2 separate regions of the Homo sapiens genome follow, and region 2 is linked to region 1. A link is an interaction called in ENCODE POLR2A ChIA-PET data of the cell type or tissue named here. Cell type or tissue: Caco-2. All regions are shown on one strand.

What was found. ChIA-PET counts read pairs that join two places held together with the same protein. Peaks named below come from ENCODE experiments on the same cell type or tissue, not always from the same donor. Only the 100,000 strongest peaks of a DNase experiment are listed, where the experiment ranks them.
Region 2: POLR2A ChIA-PET joins it to region 1 with 11 read pairs; 2 of 35 experiments call an interaction of 5 or more read pairs at or near these places.

Annotation. Positions count from the first base shown.
Region 1 is chr11:73,527,614-73,535,613 of GRCh38, reverse strand. All of the region lies in intron 1 of FAM168A (family with sequence similarity 168 member A), which reads left to right. Among named protein-coding and RNA genes, the nearest start is that of FAM168A, 66 kb to the left of the region's middle. In Caco-2, no CTCF peak of the experiment used is centred here; no DNase peak of the experiment used is centred here.
Region 2 is chr11:73,278,607-73,286,606 of GRCh38, reverse strand. The region is part of intron 1 of P2RY6 (pyrimidinergic receptor P2Y6); the gene reads right to left. Among named protein-coding and RNA genes, the nearest start is that of P2RY6, 10 kb to the right of the region's middle. In Caco-2, no CTCF peak of the experiment used is centred here; DNase peaks (open chromatin) are centred at 396, 2,066, 4,626 and 5,906.

The DNA of each region.
Region 1 (8,000 bases):
CCCCGTCTCTACTAAAAATACAAAAAATTAGCCGGGTGTGGTGGCGGGCACCTGTAGTCCCAGCTACTCGGGAGGCTGAGGCAGGAGAATGGCATGAACCCGGGAGGTGGAGATTGCAGTGAGCTGCAGATTACACCACTGCACTCCAGCCTGGGCGACAGAACAAGACTCTGTCTCAAAAAAAAAAAAAAAAAAGAAAGAAAGAAAATAGCTGGATGTGGTCGTGAGCACCTGTAGTCCTAGCTACATGGGAGGCTAGGTGGGAGGATCCCTTGAGCCCAGGAGTTTAAGGCTGCAGTGAGCTGTGATTGTGCCACTAAACTCCAGCCTTGTGTGATTCTCCCAAATTACTGAGTTTATTAGATGTGTTTTCAAAGAAGGGGACTCTACTAGTAGTAAAGTGTGAAGACAGGGTGACAGTGAGACCCTGTCTGTAAAAAAAAGAAAAAAAAAAGGTTTTAAATACATGAGTTGGGCTTACTGAGTGTGGACTTCTCTGTGTGATGATTTGCCTGGGCTATGTGTGGGGCAACTACATGTCAGTATCTTTAGGTTTTTCCACTAGGGCTGGTCAGATTCTCCGGAAGAATCCTCTAGTCTCCTTCCTACAAGTTGGAGGCCTGGCTGCCTGTGGTCTGGAAGCTAAGTGGGAGAACAAGGCTGTAGGGGGATCCTCAATATTCATTTCACTTACAGTCTTCTTTGCTGTATAGTAACCCTGCCCTCAACTGTGCCTGTTATTTCTTTGTCTGGAGACCCTCTCTGTTTTACTCTCTCCAGAGGGAAAAGAAAACCTTTAGTCTTCTATACTAGGGGAGGCAATCTTGGTCTTTAACTGGTTCTCAGACAGATTTTCATGTAATCAATTCCCCTGATTTTAGCATGCTTTCTTTCTAGAAATATATGGTACTGCCGGGTGTGGTGGCTTACACCCTGTAATCCCAGCACTTTGGGAGGCTGAGGGGGCCAGATCACCTGAGGTCAGGAGTTCGAGACCAGCCTGGCCAACATGACGAAACCCCGTCTCTACTAAAAATACAAAAATTTTCCAGGCGTGGTGGTGGGCTCCTGTAATCCCAGTTACTCGGGAGGCTGAGGGAGGAGAATTGCTTGAACCCAGGAGGTGGAGGTTGCAGTGAACTGCGATCGCACCATTGCGCTCCAGCCTGGGTGACAGAGTGAGACTCCGTCTCAAAAAAAAAAAAATAAATAAATAAAAATAAAAAATGAAAGAAAGAAATACATGATACTGCCAGTTTCTGAGCCTTGTGTGGCTTCTACAGGTAAAATTGAGTTAGTTTTTGTTTTTTCCCACTGCTGACTTAGTATTCATTTTCCTTGGATCTAATAAGTCAGTTTCTGCTCATCCATCTGCTTTCTAGCTTTCAGTATTTTATGGCTATTGCTCGTCTCCATTTCTCTTTGTTTTTATGGTTTTACACTTCATTTAAAATCCAAAAGTAGGGTCTAAGGAGAGGACATTTATTCAGTTTATCAACTCTATGAAGATGTCTGTATCAGCATTTCATTCCCTGTTTGACAGGTGAAGAAATCATGTATTACCATGTTTGAAGGTAGCTATTTGCACTGGGAAGAGTATGGGCTTTTGATTCTGAGAGGCTTGGGTTTTGAATCTATTGCTTAACAAGCTGTGTGACCTTAGGGCACTTATTCATAATTCCACCAATAAATTTTTATGTCCATTAGCAAATTAGGTAGAGGCACCCACCAGATGACTAACTTACCTTGACAGTTGATGCTTTATTCATTTAAGCACTCCCCCCAAAAGTTTACTGTTTTGAGTGAATTTTCTCCCTAAAAACATTATATATTACCCTCTTCAGAATAGTCAGAACATTATTGAATCTTTCTTGAGGTTCAAGTTAATTATTTTGAACATCAGCTAGTCTGCTTTTTTATGTTACAGTAATACATTTTATACTAAATACCCTAATACTGTACTTTAAAACAAAAAAGCTAAAAGCCACTTTTTGGTGTGAATACTATGCTTTTTAGATTTTTGTGGTTGTTTTGAATTTTTTTTTTGGCCTTTTCTCCTTGCTGTTGGTGAAACACAACAGAGAATATGGTTCTCCTTTCTTACTTGGTCACTTTTCTCCTACTCTGTGTGGTGCTCCCAAATTACGGTTTATTAGATGTGTTTTCAAAGGAAGAGTAAGGCCCTAGGGACTCTACTAGTAGTAAAGTGTGAAGAATTAAAGACAGTTATTTTGGCTTTAGAGAGACCTTTTTTGCTTGCTTCCTAGTTCTCTGTGTGTTCCAGAAAGACAAGGTAATTGGGTTGCTGAATTCCACGTAAGTGACATATTATAATGAAACTTCATGATTTCTCAAATAAATTGCTTTCATCTATATTATCTCATTTTTTAAAGCTTCATAATGATTCTATAAGGTAAGTAGGGCAGGTGGGATTATCCCCATTTTATAGATTGGACAATCTGAAGTTCAGAGAATTAAATGCCTTGCTCTATCACATAATTGAGTGGTAAGCTGGGACTAATCTCAGGTTGTCTGATTCGAACCTTACTGCTCTGTCGTTTCTCTGTTCTAGCCTTTGTATATGGACTTCTACAGAGAAGGTCAAATTCTTAAGGTCAGAGAGCAATGCAGTAAGGAATACTTCTCATTTGATCCTGTAGTAGCCTGGTGGGACAGGTAGCATTTTTCCTCTTTCCCAGCTGAAAATTGAAGTTCAGAGAGATTAAATGACTTGTCCAAGTTCACCTGAAAAAATAAGGCATGACAGTGTCTGGGACTCATTCTCTTCTTTTGACTCCAACTCCTGCTCTCTGATTGCGGTGCATGATGCATCCGCCCTAAGTCAGAATGAGCTGCCAAAAGAAAAAATATGCCACCAACATTGAAATTTAGATAGCAATGGTTTGAACTGTAGTAAACAACCAAGTCCTCTTCTCTGGGAAGGTTTCAGCTGATTGGAATTCTCAGTCTATTTTCCAATTTATGTAGAGGAGGAGGATAAAGAACTGTTGTGTTTGGACTTGCAAAAAACTGATTCCTTTAGTGGAAGCTCTAAAGATATACAGTTGCATTGCTGGTTTGGCACAAAGAAATACTTAAGCTCTCAAGTACAAATATTTACTGAATTTCTAGTACAGCCTAATGTTCTAGACCCCAGGAAGGATTTGTCATGAATTGGGAAATCTTAGGGCTCCAGGATCCATTCATTCTTAGGCTTAAAGGCTGAGTTTATCCAGGCAATTCAGTAGAGCAATTTTATATACATTACTCCTGCGGTGTACTAGGAATAATAACAGGCACTGGGCAGGGGTGGGGTAGGTATATGTCCTGATAAGAATCTCATGGTTTGTTTGGAAAGAGACACACAAATAATTACATTACAGCATAATAAGTTATAATGAGAGATGTATAAAGAGCACTAAACAGATAATCATTAATTTTGCCCAGATCAAGGGTGCAGGGAATGACTGGAGAAAAGTTTACAGTGAAAGTAATACTTGGGGCCAGGCATGGTGGCTCATGCCTGTGATCTAAACACTTTGGGAGGCCAAGGAGGGTAGACTGCTTGAGTCCAGGAGCTTGAGACCAGCCTGGGCAACATGGTGAAAATCTTTCTCTACCAAAAAAAAAAAAAAAAAAAAATTAGCCAGGCATGATGGTGTGCGCCTGTGGTTCCAGCTACCTGGGAGGGTGAGGTGGGAGGATCACTTAAACCTGGGAGGTTGAGGCTGCAGTGAGCTGTGATCACACCACTGCACTCCAGCCTGGGTGACAGAGGGAGACCCTGTCTCAAAAAAAAAAAAAAAAAAAAGTGATACTTGGTCTGTGCTTTGCAGGATGGGTCAGCTCTTTAGACAGAAGGGGAATGAAAGGCATTGTGGGCAGAGAAAACAGTATATGCAAAATCACAGAAATATGAAAGAGCTTGTTGTTTTAAGAGAAGCAGTGAGAAGCTTGATTCAGTTAGAATTGGAGAGTAAGGTAACCTAGGTCTCCTCTCTGGTCTGGGGCTCTCAAGATCTCTTCCTGTTACTCTGTACCAGTGTCTGCTCATTATAGGTATATTCTTACTCATGTGCAAGTGCTCTCTGAAACAGGCTGCATCTCCTCTGCAGTCTTGCCAGGCTTTCTTCAGAGCTTAGTTAGCATAATTATATTCTCCTCTCAAAAGCCTTCCAGGATGTTGTCGTTCATCTGATATCTATTGCTCTTTGTGAGCCAGTGCAGTTCATCTCCTAAGTTAATACTGATGAGTGTTCATCCATAATTTGTTTCTGTATTGCTTTCTACTTTAGGATTTGCCATTAGTGATATTTCTGGTTATGCCCAGAGTTGAGGCTTCTTGTTTGGTTACTTGCATTTCTTAAGCCTTGGCTACAGGTTTATTTTGAAGTTGTTTAACCCTCTGTTCAACTCAGGTATCTTTCAGATTGGGGAGTAAAGTGTAGTGAAATGAGACTCTCTAGGAAGCCTTCTCCCACTCTCCCAGAGTTAGTAATTCCTATTCTGTTTGTCTTAGTGCTTGTCATCCTCCATTAGAACTCCTTCTGGTTTCAGTGTCTGTCTCCTCTACTAGATAGTAGGTTCCCCTGATGGGAGGGATTTGTTAGTTCATCTCGTTTTTTTCAACAGCCAACATAGAGCCCAGATGCAGAATAGGTGTTTGCTACATGTTTATTGTTTATTGAGAGTTGGGAACAGGACTACAAATCCCAGGTTTACCACTGTGTGACTTTGGGCAGGTCACTCCAATCTTTGGAGCTCCAGTTTATCTGTAAAATATGGGGGCTGCACTCTATGACCAGGATCATAACATTTATCCTACTTAGTCAGGATCCAGTTGAGGAGACAGAAATGCCATCAATAATTTAAATAGATAAAATTTAATATTAAGAATTGTTTAGGTAAAAGGTTTTTAACTACTTAAAAGAGATAAAAGAGAATTCTAAGGTATAATAGAGATAGTAACTGCAGAAAAAGATTGCTGTACCTAAGGCTGAGGGAAAAGTGAAAAAGGAAGGAACTTAGAGCTCCACAAGGCTGAGATTCAGACCTCAGAGGAGAGTATGGCTGCTGTGGCAGTATGCTGCTTGTTGCTGTGGTGAAGAAGAAACTGGCTGGAGGGCACTCACCTCAGAACCTGGAGAGTCGCTGCTTTGAAATGTACCAAGATTCCCCTGCACACTGATCTACTTGCTACTTTGTGAAAAACTGAGCATTGCAACTGGCTTTGTATTCTCCTTCCAGCACCCTCTATCGGCAGAACCTAATAGCCACTCGCTCCACTGGGAAAGGAGAAATGTAGTCAGCCTAGGTTAGTCTCGTATCACAGAGCAAGGCAATGAAGAATTGGTTTGGAACTGTAAGGCAATAATTTAACTTCTGTATTATAATTGTCTGTTTTTGATATGTCTTCCTTATTGCACCATGAACTTGGTAGTGTCTGGAACAGTCTGATTTGTCTCCATATCTGCATTGTCCCAGAAGTGACTTTGGCACTAAAAAGTTGATCATTAATTACTGTTTGGGCCAGGTGTGGTGGCTCATGCCTGTAATCCTGGCACTTTGGGAGGCTGAGGTGGATGTATCACCTGAGGTCAGGAATTCGATACCAGCCTGACAAACATGGTGAAACCCTGTCTCTACTAAAAATACAAAAATTAGCTGGGTGTGGTGCCGGGCGCCTGTAATCCCAGCTACTCTGGAGACTGAGGCAGAAGAATTGCTTGAACCCAGGAGGTGGAGGTTTCAGTGAGCTGCGATTGCTCTCAGCCTGGTCAACAGAGCAAGACTGCGTCTCCAAAAAAAAAAAAAAAAGAAGAAAAAGTTGTTTGAATGAAGGAATGTCTCTTGAAGATAGGGAAAGTTAGGTGTTTCTCTAGGTTGGCTTAATTCTGATTCTTCTTGGAATGGATTGGGACCACTGGAATAGGCATCCTCCCTAGAAGCTCTGTTCTTAACGTAAGTTAAAGCTTTATTGAATGTCATTTTTCTTGTGCCTGTCATGTGCATAGCTTGTGTTAGATGCTAGAGAGAAGGTAAGGAGAACATTCTATTGTTGATATTAATATACTCTGAGATTAAACATATCCTCTTTCCTAAAGGGTGACCATCTGAAATCTAGGGTAGGTGCTTTGCACATAGTGTACTCCTCAGAAGGGCAAAGAGACAAACATTATCTGTCATTTACAATAGTTTATTTCATTTCTGGAGCCCATTTTTAAAATCCATTTTACAGATGGTGAAACTGAGGCTCAGAAAGGTTGAGAGACTTATGCAAAGTTATACAGAAAGTAAGAGGCAAAGCTAGGACATGAGCCCAGGTTTGGCTGTTCTAAAATTTGAACAGGCAACACCTTCCTTTCTCCCAGCTTATGAAGGCAAGCATAGAGTTTTTGCTAGCTGATAGCAGTAGAAATCTGTGGAAGTGATTTCTCTTCCTAGCTGTTTGGGGGGCTGGGCAAGCAACAACAATGCACAATAGCAGCACTTGCAAGCTGCAGTGATAATGTTTGGTAATAATCGACCTTTTAAATAAGCCAGTTAGAGCTTGAGCTTCAGACACCTGATTTGTGAAACAGTTGCTACCTAGCAGCAGGGTACTTTTTTTTTTAAATCCCACACTAGCAGCTCACAAAAGAATGCAGATGTATTCCCTGCAATATTAAGCGTCTCTTTTCTTGCTCTGGCAGGTTTCTTTCCTTTTTTGGGGGCTGAAGTTAGGTAGACCACTTAATTATTATTAGGAAGCAAAATTTATGAGGCTGATGTTGTTGCTCCTGGGCCAACAGACACAAAGACTCTCAGTAAAGTATTTAGGATTGGGAGTCAGTTATGCCTTTCCCAGGTCATCATCCAGGCACAAGTGGGGACCCTGGTCTCATTACTTGCAGGGTCAGAGTGTTACAGGACAGAGGTCCAGGTTCCAGACCCCAAGAGACGGTTCTTGGATCTCACGCAAGAAAGAATTCAGGGCGAGTCCTAAGTGCAAAGTGAAAGCAAGTTTATTAAGGAAGTAAAGTGGTGAAAGGACAGCTACTGCATAGACAGAATAGGACATTCCTGAAAGTAAGAGGAGGAACACATCCACTCTAGGTACAATATTTATATATATGAGGAGATGTGTTCTGCTACAAGGGTTTGTGATAAAGGATTAATTTTCTTAATTACTATATTTTTCACGAATTGATACTATTATCTTTAAAGCAAAATTAGGAATGCTACTTTGTTTTCCGGATATTGGGATATCTGTACACTCCCAAGTGTGGGTCTGTTTAGTAAACATTATTAATTTGTTCCCTTAACCGTAAACATCTGGAGGCTAGGAATGCCTGACTTTCTGAGAATGCAGCCTAGCAAGTCTCAGCCTCATTTTCCTAGCCCTCATTCAAAATGGAGTCGCTCTGGTTCGAACGCCTCTGACAAGAGTATTGCACATGGCCTGGGAGAGATTCTGTTCTAGGAGACAGTTTTCATCAAAAGTATTGGATGAGGCCAGTAATGTCAGGATTTGCTAATCAAATTATTTAGCTGTTTATTTTGTGATTATCCACTGCATGGCTACAGAGACTGGCTGACATGAAGGTGTGCTCTCATGATGAGAGTGAGAAGTCCTTGGATCAATGTCATCTTTCCTTAGTTTCTTTTGGTACTATCATTATTGAGGGAATCTTAGGATAGTCACCTTCCTCTTTGGTTTTCCTGGCTGTGAACACTGCTGCCTAACTGCTTTTCAGAAGTGATGACATTTATTCTTTGGTAGGAGCTGAAAGAGCCTGTATGTGTCACTTATTTTTAACTGCATACTCTATATAAGTTGAAGTCTTTTTTTTTTCGTTTTGTCATTTAGCATAGAACAGGAAAGGTGGTGTAGTGGTATTAGTATGAGCTTTTCTAGAACCCACCTGGGCAAAACCCCCTTCTGCTACTTAATAACTTAATAGTTATTTATCCCTTCTGAGCCTCAGTTTTCTCATTAAAATGAGAATAATGATAATAAT
Region 2 (8,000 bases), 250 kb after region 1:
GTGCTGCCTGGTTCCATTTTTTTTTTTTTTTTAAATCTTTGTCTTGACTGATGACAGAGAAGATTTGTCAAGGAGAATGAAGGTAATGGGTTCAGGAGTAGCACCTCTGAGACTGCTTGGGTCCCCCAGTCCCCACCTCAGGAAAGGCAGACCACTAACCCCGCCAAGTGGTTATTGTGGGTTATGATCCTGCCCATTTCCCAGGCAGACCCTGAGGCCCGAAGGTAGGCAGTTTTGTCCACAACTCGTACAGGTAAGGTTTGGGTGTGGAAGGGGAGCCTCAGGGAACTCCTCCCCTCCCGTGAAAGGCAGCCCCTGCCTTGATTCCTGTTCTGATCATCCCTAGCTCTTCCTGGGGCCTGAGCCCACCTGGCAGTGATAAGACGTCCAGCTGGACCCAGGGGTCAATGACAGGCCTCTGAGTTCTGGACCCTCAGGGCTAGGGAGGCCTTAAGGTCACCTGACCCAGAGGTCTCCCCATCATCCCCTCAGAGAAGGGGGCTCTCTGAAGCCTCCCTGACTGGGCTTGTTTGGCCCCTGCCTGCATACTTCCCATTGCAGGGAGCTCACTCCTCTCCTAGGCCACTGCATTCCACCTTGAGAAAGCTCACTGGGAGATATGCTTTGTCACACCAAGCCCCAAGATCTGTCCCTAGTGACTGCTCTCCCACACCAGTCCAGCTTGCCTCTGGGGCCATATAGCTTGGCTGCCCCAGGACACCCTGCAGAGGTTGTCCCAAGACCATCCATCTATTGGTCTTCATTCTCACCAGGCAATTTCAGGCACATGTCCAGGTCCCAGGAGACCTAGTGGTGGATCCTCAAGGATGAGGCCGTGGTCTGTGGCTGTTTTCAAACCTGAAGACAAAACCCTTTGCTACCCTCTGTCCTGTTTCATTGCCTGCCTGGGGCCTGTAAGGGGGGCATAGTCTCTTCTTTTGGGAGGAGGAAACTAAGGCCCCCAACAGCTTAGTTACTTGCCAGGGCCACCAATCCGTCAGTGATCTTCCAATCAGCAGGACTGCCTGTCGCCAAACCCCAAATCTTCACCCTCAAACTGGCCTGTTTGTGGCCAGTCCAGTGTGGGAGGAAGAGGACTTTGTGGGTGTCCAAGGGGTGGCCTGGGAGGAAGAGATCAAAGTAAGGGGCAACTACCTCATTCAGAGTGCAATGTAGGAGGTCAGCAGGCAACAGTGGCTCCTGCTGTGGAGTGTGCATGAAGAACACAGGACAGGCCGGGTGTGGTGGCTCACGCCTGGAATCTCAGCACTTTGGGAGGCCAAGGCGGGAGGATCACTTGAGCCCAGAAGTTCGAGACCAGGCTGGGCAACATAGAGAAAGCCTGTCTCTACCAAAAAATGTTTAAAAATTAACTGGATGTGTTGGCGTGTGCCTGTAACCCCAGCTACTTGGGAGGCTGAGGTGGGAAAATCGCTTGAGCCTGGGAGGCCAAGGCTGCAGTGAGCTATGATCACACCACTGCATTCCAGCCTTGGCTACAGAGCGAGACCCTGTCTCAAAAAAGGGACGTAGGACAGACCCCCTCAGGTGGTCACTCGAATGATACCTTCTCCATGGGACCTTCTCCTACCACTCTAAGCTAAAATTATAAACCCCTACGCAACGCATGTGCATGTGTGATTCCTACGCCCCTTCTCTGCTATATTTTTCTCCTTAGCATTTAAAATCTTTTAATACACTGTTCTACTTATTTATTGGTTATTGTCTCTCTCTCATGACTGAACATAAACTCCACCAGGGCAGGGGTTTTCGTGTTTTTTTTTCACTGCTGCATGTACTTAGGACGGTGTCTGGCATATAGTAGGTTCTCAATAAATATTTGTTGAGTGAATGAACAAATAAATTCCAGACGTGGTTCAATTATGTCTACACAGAGAGGACTGGGTGCACGGGGGTCTTGGCTTGAGGCTATTCATGTAGCAAGCTGTAGTTTGTACTTAAGAGTATGTGTTTATTGGGGATTGGGAGCAGATAGAGATTAAACGTGAGCACCAAAGGCCTTTAAGCCAGCCCTGGGGCTGCTTCTGCCTGGCCGTGTGTGTGAGATTTGGGCTGTGAACAGTCCCAGCTGAGACGGGTGAATAGAACTTCGCCTGGCAGGGCTAGGCAGCCTGCATCTCCCTCCTGCCCTGCCTGAGGTTTTCTCTGGTACTCTCACCTCCCTGCACAGGATCACTCCCTCTGCACCAGGGCCCGGCCAAGGATCTTCCTGGCTTCTCTCCCTCCCCTTGCCAGCCTAGGCCTCCCCACCAGGACCCAGGATTCCCATGAACACAACAAGTCAATTCGTGTCCCTCATTCATGGTGACACCAGACTGCTCCATCCTGCACTGTGGGGCTGAGTAGAGCTGGAGGACATGACTTGGTTGAGTGCCTGAGGCCCTGCAGACCCTGTCACTGCCCCACTTGGCTGGGTCCCCAACCTTTTGTCTGTCCTAGGGCATCCTCCCTCCTCTGTCTTCTAAGCCTTGGCCCCATCTTTCTTGTCAGCCCCATACCCTCAACTCTACCAGCCCTCAACTCCTCCTTCAAAGCAGACAGCCTTTCAGAGGGGCTGCCTTCAGCTTCCCACTGTCCAAATAAACCCGTGTGTCTGCACCTTCTCTCCTCACCCATCCACAGCCCCGCGGGACTCCAGGTACCACCTCCTGCCCTCTCTTCAGCACCTTCCCTGTGCTGCATCTGCTGGTTCCTTCCCCTCAGCCCAAACACTTCCCACTCCCCAGTCCCTCTCTCATCTGAGCAAAATGTCTTCCTTGACCCCTCGTGCCTCTCCGTCTGTTCCTCTTCCTCCCTGCGCAATCAAGCTTCTGGAAGAGTCACCCACAAGCCCTGCCTCCCTGCACCCATTTCTCACACACTTACAGTCAGGCCCAGGGCAGAGCAAGGAGCCTTTGAGCCCAGCTCCGGGAAGAGCAGTGGGCACTCTGTCTTCTGGGTGAGGCTGGCAAGATGGAACCAAGGAGCCAGCAACTGTCTGAGCTCCATCCACAAGGAAATCTCCAAAGTGATCTTGAAAACACAGGCCTCGGGGAGAAAACAGGCCACTGAGCATGACTGGGCTTGACGTCCCTGAGCACCACCCAGGGCTGGTGCAGGGCTAGGGGAGGAGAGCCACCTCTCTGGCTTCCAGGAAAGGGCCTGGACTCTGCCTGGAAGGTGGGTGGGGATCAGGGCCGGCAGGGGCACCTCCAGGACATCTGTGTAGCAGGGGATTAGGGAGGTGACTGGTTGGGATGATACCTTTGCATAGCTTGTGACACTGGTTTGAGAAAACATCAATGGTTTCTGTCACAGAATAGGAGGGGTCGTTGCTTATGGAGTAGGTGAGGGTTGGGGTACAGGGCTCCCCAGATTACTGCCCCTGGGGATACAAAATGTGAGGATTCACTCCTGGAACAGGTCTCTCCTCAGAGCTCCCCAGAAAACCCAGAGTTCTTCAAATCCCAGCCCATGGAATTAGATCCAAATGCCCAATCCCAGCATTTGTACCCCTCTGTCACCCATCACTGTTCCCTCTGCAAAGCTTGGCACCCAACAGACCTGGGGGTTCCCGTCCTGACTCTGCAGCTTATGAGCTGTGACTTTACCTCTCTGAGCCTCTGAGTCCTTAATTTTAAGTATTGTCAACAGTCACAGCATCACTGGGGGCTCAAATGAAATAATGGATCTAGATCACCTAGCCCAATACCTGGTGCACAGGAAGTATTTGCTCAGTGGGGCTTCTATTATCACCCATAATTTTATCATAGACCAGCCAAACTCATGAGAAATGACTTCCCTTGCAACCTTTGCTCCCTTCCTCCCTCCCTCCCTCCTCCATTCATTCATTCATTTGCCGTGCATTTACAAGGAGTCTTACAATATGCAGGCACCTCTCTGGGCTCTGTCCTTTGAGGAGCTCCCATTAGTGGAAAAGACAGATGAAGATGTAGAAACATGGGTCTCTGGGAAGACAAAGGAGGCCTCTAACCCTGTCTGTGGTATCAAGCAAGGCTCCCTGGAGGAGGTGATTCTTTGGTGGAGTGTGGAAAGAAAAAGGCAGGTGCTCCAGGCAGAGAGACCTGCTGGAGATGTGGGACCTCAGAGTACCTGCAAGTGTTTGTGTTTGCAGGTGCTGAGGGGCCTTGCAGGAGGTAAGGCTGTGGGGTCATTAGGGCCAGGCCCAACAGGCCTCAAAATGCCAGGCTACACACGTGGCCTCTGCATTGAGGGTGCCAGCTGAAGAAAGTCCTCATTGGGAGATCCCTTTCTAAAGCAGGGCAGAGGCATGATCAAATTTGAGACTTAGAAGGTCCCTTGGGCTGCTAGTTGGAGGATGAATTGGTTGTGGTTAGATTCAGAGAAAATAGAGCCTCAAATGGGGTTGTGGCCGTGGGATGGGGAGGCTCCAGGGACCAGCCAGTGGTAGGCTCACAGCAGTCTCAAATGGCAGGCTCACAGCAGTCTCCCCTGCCCCCTAACAAGCCCTGACAGCCAGAGTAGTGGAAAGACAGATGTTCCACACCAGCTCGCAGGTCACAGGTGGAAAGCTGAGGTCCAGAGCAGGCAAGAGGATGCTGTAGCCCTGCAGGGAGCTGGTGGGGAGCCTCCCATCTCTGTGTCCAGTCATCAAGCCTGATGCTCCAGCCAGGGGCAGCAAAGGCATGGCTTTGGTTGCAGGGGACTTGGAGGAGTAGAAGGATGACTTGCTCCAACTGCCAGACCCATGCAGGCCCTCCTCCATCAGACAGACTGGGGAGGGGAGCCCTTAGAGCTTCCAGAGTTCTCTCCTCACCTTTGCACCCATTTTGCAGTGAGGGTAACTGAGGCCAAGAGAGGAGAGACATTCGGCTCCTGGGATAGCACAGTCATCTGGACATGGGATGTCAGCTGTGGGAGACAGAGTACCTGGTTCCCAGGCCTGGCCTTGCCCCTGGGCAGCTGGATTCACAGTTCCCGAGGACACTCAGCTGGTGAGGGGTGGAGTTCTAATGGCACCACTGTCTGGCTCCTGCTTGGCCCTTGTGCCCAGCACAGTTCCCAGGGGTCACTTCCCTTCCATCCTAGCCTGTGTCTGTAAGCCATGGCTGAGCAGAATAGAACAGGAAGGAACTGTGTGCCATCTGCTCCAGATCACTGTGAATGTGGGCTGGTCCCTTCTTGGATGGAGGACCCTGGGCCCCACCCTGCCCAAGGGAGCCAGATGTCCTCAGCACAGCTCAGCTAGTCTGTGCCCCACTGGCTTTCCCAGGGTGGGCTTGGGTGGTGAAGCCCAACTCTGGTTCTTGGAGCTTACAGACTTGACCTAGCACCCTGAGTGTCTGGTCTGTGCTTGACCTGGACTGTACCAGGGCATGAGGATGGGCTGAGGGCGCGGATGAGCTGATATAGCAGACATAGTTACTGGCCATTTAGAGTGGTCAGTGCCAAGAGCCCGCTGTCCTCTAATCCCACCTGGAGAGGCCAGATGGGCAGGACTTGTCATTTCTCTGGTGGAAAAACTGAGGTCCCACTTCATGTCAATCACCAAGCCCTGTTTGTGCTCCATTTTCACATTTCAAACTCCTCTTCTCTCACCCCACGGCCCCTCCCCCAACCTAGACCACATCCTTCTCATGCTTTCTGGTTTTCCATCTCCAGGGCCATTCCAGCCCCTTTCTGTGGCCAGATGGACCCTGGCTCAGCAAAAGTCTGACTTCATTGTTTCTCTTTCTACGCCCTCTCTATATCTTCCCAGTGCCTGAGGATAAAGGCAAACCCAGTCCCTGCTGACCTCTCCACTCTCAGCTCCCATTCCTGCCCCTTGCACGCGACCTGCTGGACTCTGATTTACTTTCAGTTCCTGCTCTTCTTTTGCCCCTCGTCAGTGCTGTTTCCACCACTGGACTTCCCTCTCCCCACATCTGTGGCTGGCCAACTCCCATTGTAAACTCAGGGACAGGGGAGGCCCAGGTCCTGCCCACAGGTGTTCAGTGGGGACAAGGGACATCTACCTGAAGATCTATAACCCAAAGCCCCAGAGTCAGTGCCCCAGAGTCCTACCAGAACACAGGCATGGAGGGATGGTTCCACAGGAGAGAAGGCTTGGTGAGGAGGTGGCAGTGAAATGGTCAAGTGTATGTAGAGGCAAAAGGCAGAGTCTGTGAGAGGCCTGTTGAAGGATGGTGAACAGAGCTGGAGCTGCTCTGGATGTGCTTGAAAAGAGGCCCAAACTAATAATGATGATAATACAATTATTGAAGCCTTAGTGTGTGCCAGATGTGCATTGCCCCATTTAATCCTCATAAGGACCCCGCAAGGTGGGACTGGTTATTATTTTCATTTTATACTTCTGGTGGGGAAACCAAGCCACAAAGATTAGCTCAAGGTAGCACAGGAAGAAAGAATGACTCCTGGGCTAGTCTGAACCCAGGCAGCCTGGTTCCAGAGTGCATATTCTTAGCCCCTACAACAGAGCAGGACTGGGGTAGGAAGGATTTCAGGTGGCAGGGAAATCCAGTCCCTCTACTGTTCTGACCCAACCTGCCTGGGGCCCAGCTTGCCCTGGCCTTGCCCTTCCATCAGTCACAGGGCCTCATAAATGCTGCGTCCTTTAGGAAATCTTCAGTGATCAAATAGAAGGATTCCTTCTACTTCTCCCAGGCCCCTCACAGGAAGCCTAAGGTAAGGGACACCCTTCTAAGCAGAGCTTCCCAACCCTGGCTGCCCATCAGATTCCTGGACTCTTTCTGGGGAGGAATGTTTGCCTGTCCTGCATCTCTTCCTACTGGGAGACTCTCGCCCCATTCAGTGGCAATTTTCTTCATTCAAGGTGGTCACCAGACCCAGGATCCATCCAGACCCTTCACCAGTGATTGGTTCAGGGGCAACCAATTAGAGTTTGCCCCAGGAATTTTGTGGAACCAGCATGAAAGACTCTCACTCTTTTTCTCCTGGATTATTAGCTGTGCAGACCATGGAAGACTGGTGCTTCTGGAAGGAACTTGAGTGAGAATGTAGGAACCCAGTGGAAAGTCAGGAGAGAGATGTTCATGGCATCCTTGTAACTGCTGGATCTAGCCATGTCAGATCTAGGTCTACCTTGGGCTTTTTATTTATATAAACTGATATACATTTTCTTGCCTAAGCTAGTTGCATTTGTATCTTGTAACCAAAATATCCCTAACCACCCTGAACCAAAAGCATAGGCAAGAACAGCAACAACAGCAAATTAAATAAGTTGAAATTTATCAAAATTTAAAACTATTGTACATCAAAGGACATTATCAACAGAGTTGGAAGGCAACCTACAGAATGGGAGCAAATATTTGCAAACCATATGTCTGATAAGGTATTAATATCTAGAATGTATAAAGAACTCCTACAAACTAAACAGCAAAAGAAACAACCCAATTCAAAAATCAGCAAAGGACTTAGACATTTTTCCAAAGAAGATATACAAATGGCCAATAAGCATATGAAAAGATGCTCAACATTACTAATCAATAGGGAATGCAAATTAAAACCATGCGATAACACTTCACACCCATTAGGATGGCTATTATTAAAAAAAAAAAAAAAGGCCAACCTAGGAAATAAGTTGTTGGGGATGATGTGGAGAAACTGGAAACCTTTGCATTACTGTGGAAATGTAAAATGATGTGGTCTCTGTGAAAAATATTATGGCTATTTATCAAAAAATAAGCATGAAATTACCATATGATCCAGCAATTCTACTCCTAGAATTCCAACCAAAAGAACTGAAGGCAAGGACTCAAACAGAAGTTTATACATCAATGTTCATAGCAGCATTATTCACAATAGCCCAAAGGTAGAAACAAGCCAAACAGCTGTAGATGGATGAATAGATAAATAAAATGTGATATATACATACAATAGATTATTATTCAGCCTTAAAAAATGAAATTCTGATACATACTACAACGTGGATGAAACTTGGAAACCTTATTCCAAGTACAACAAGCCAGTCCAAAAGGGACAAATACTGTATGATTCCA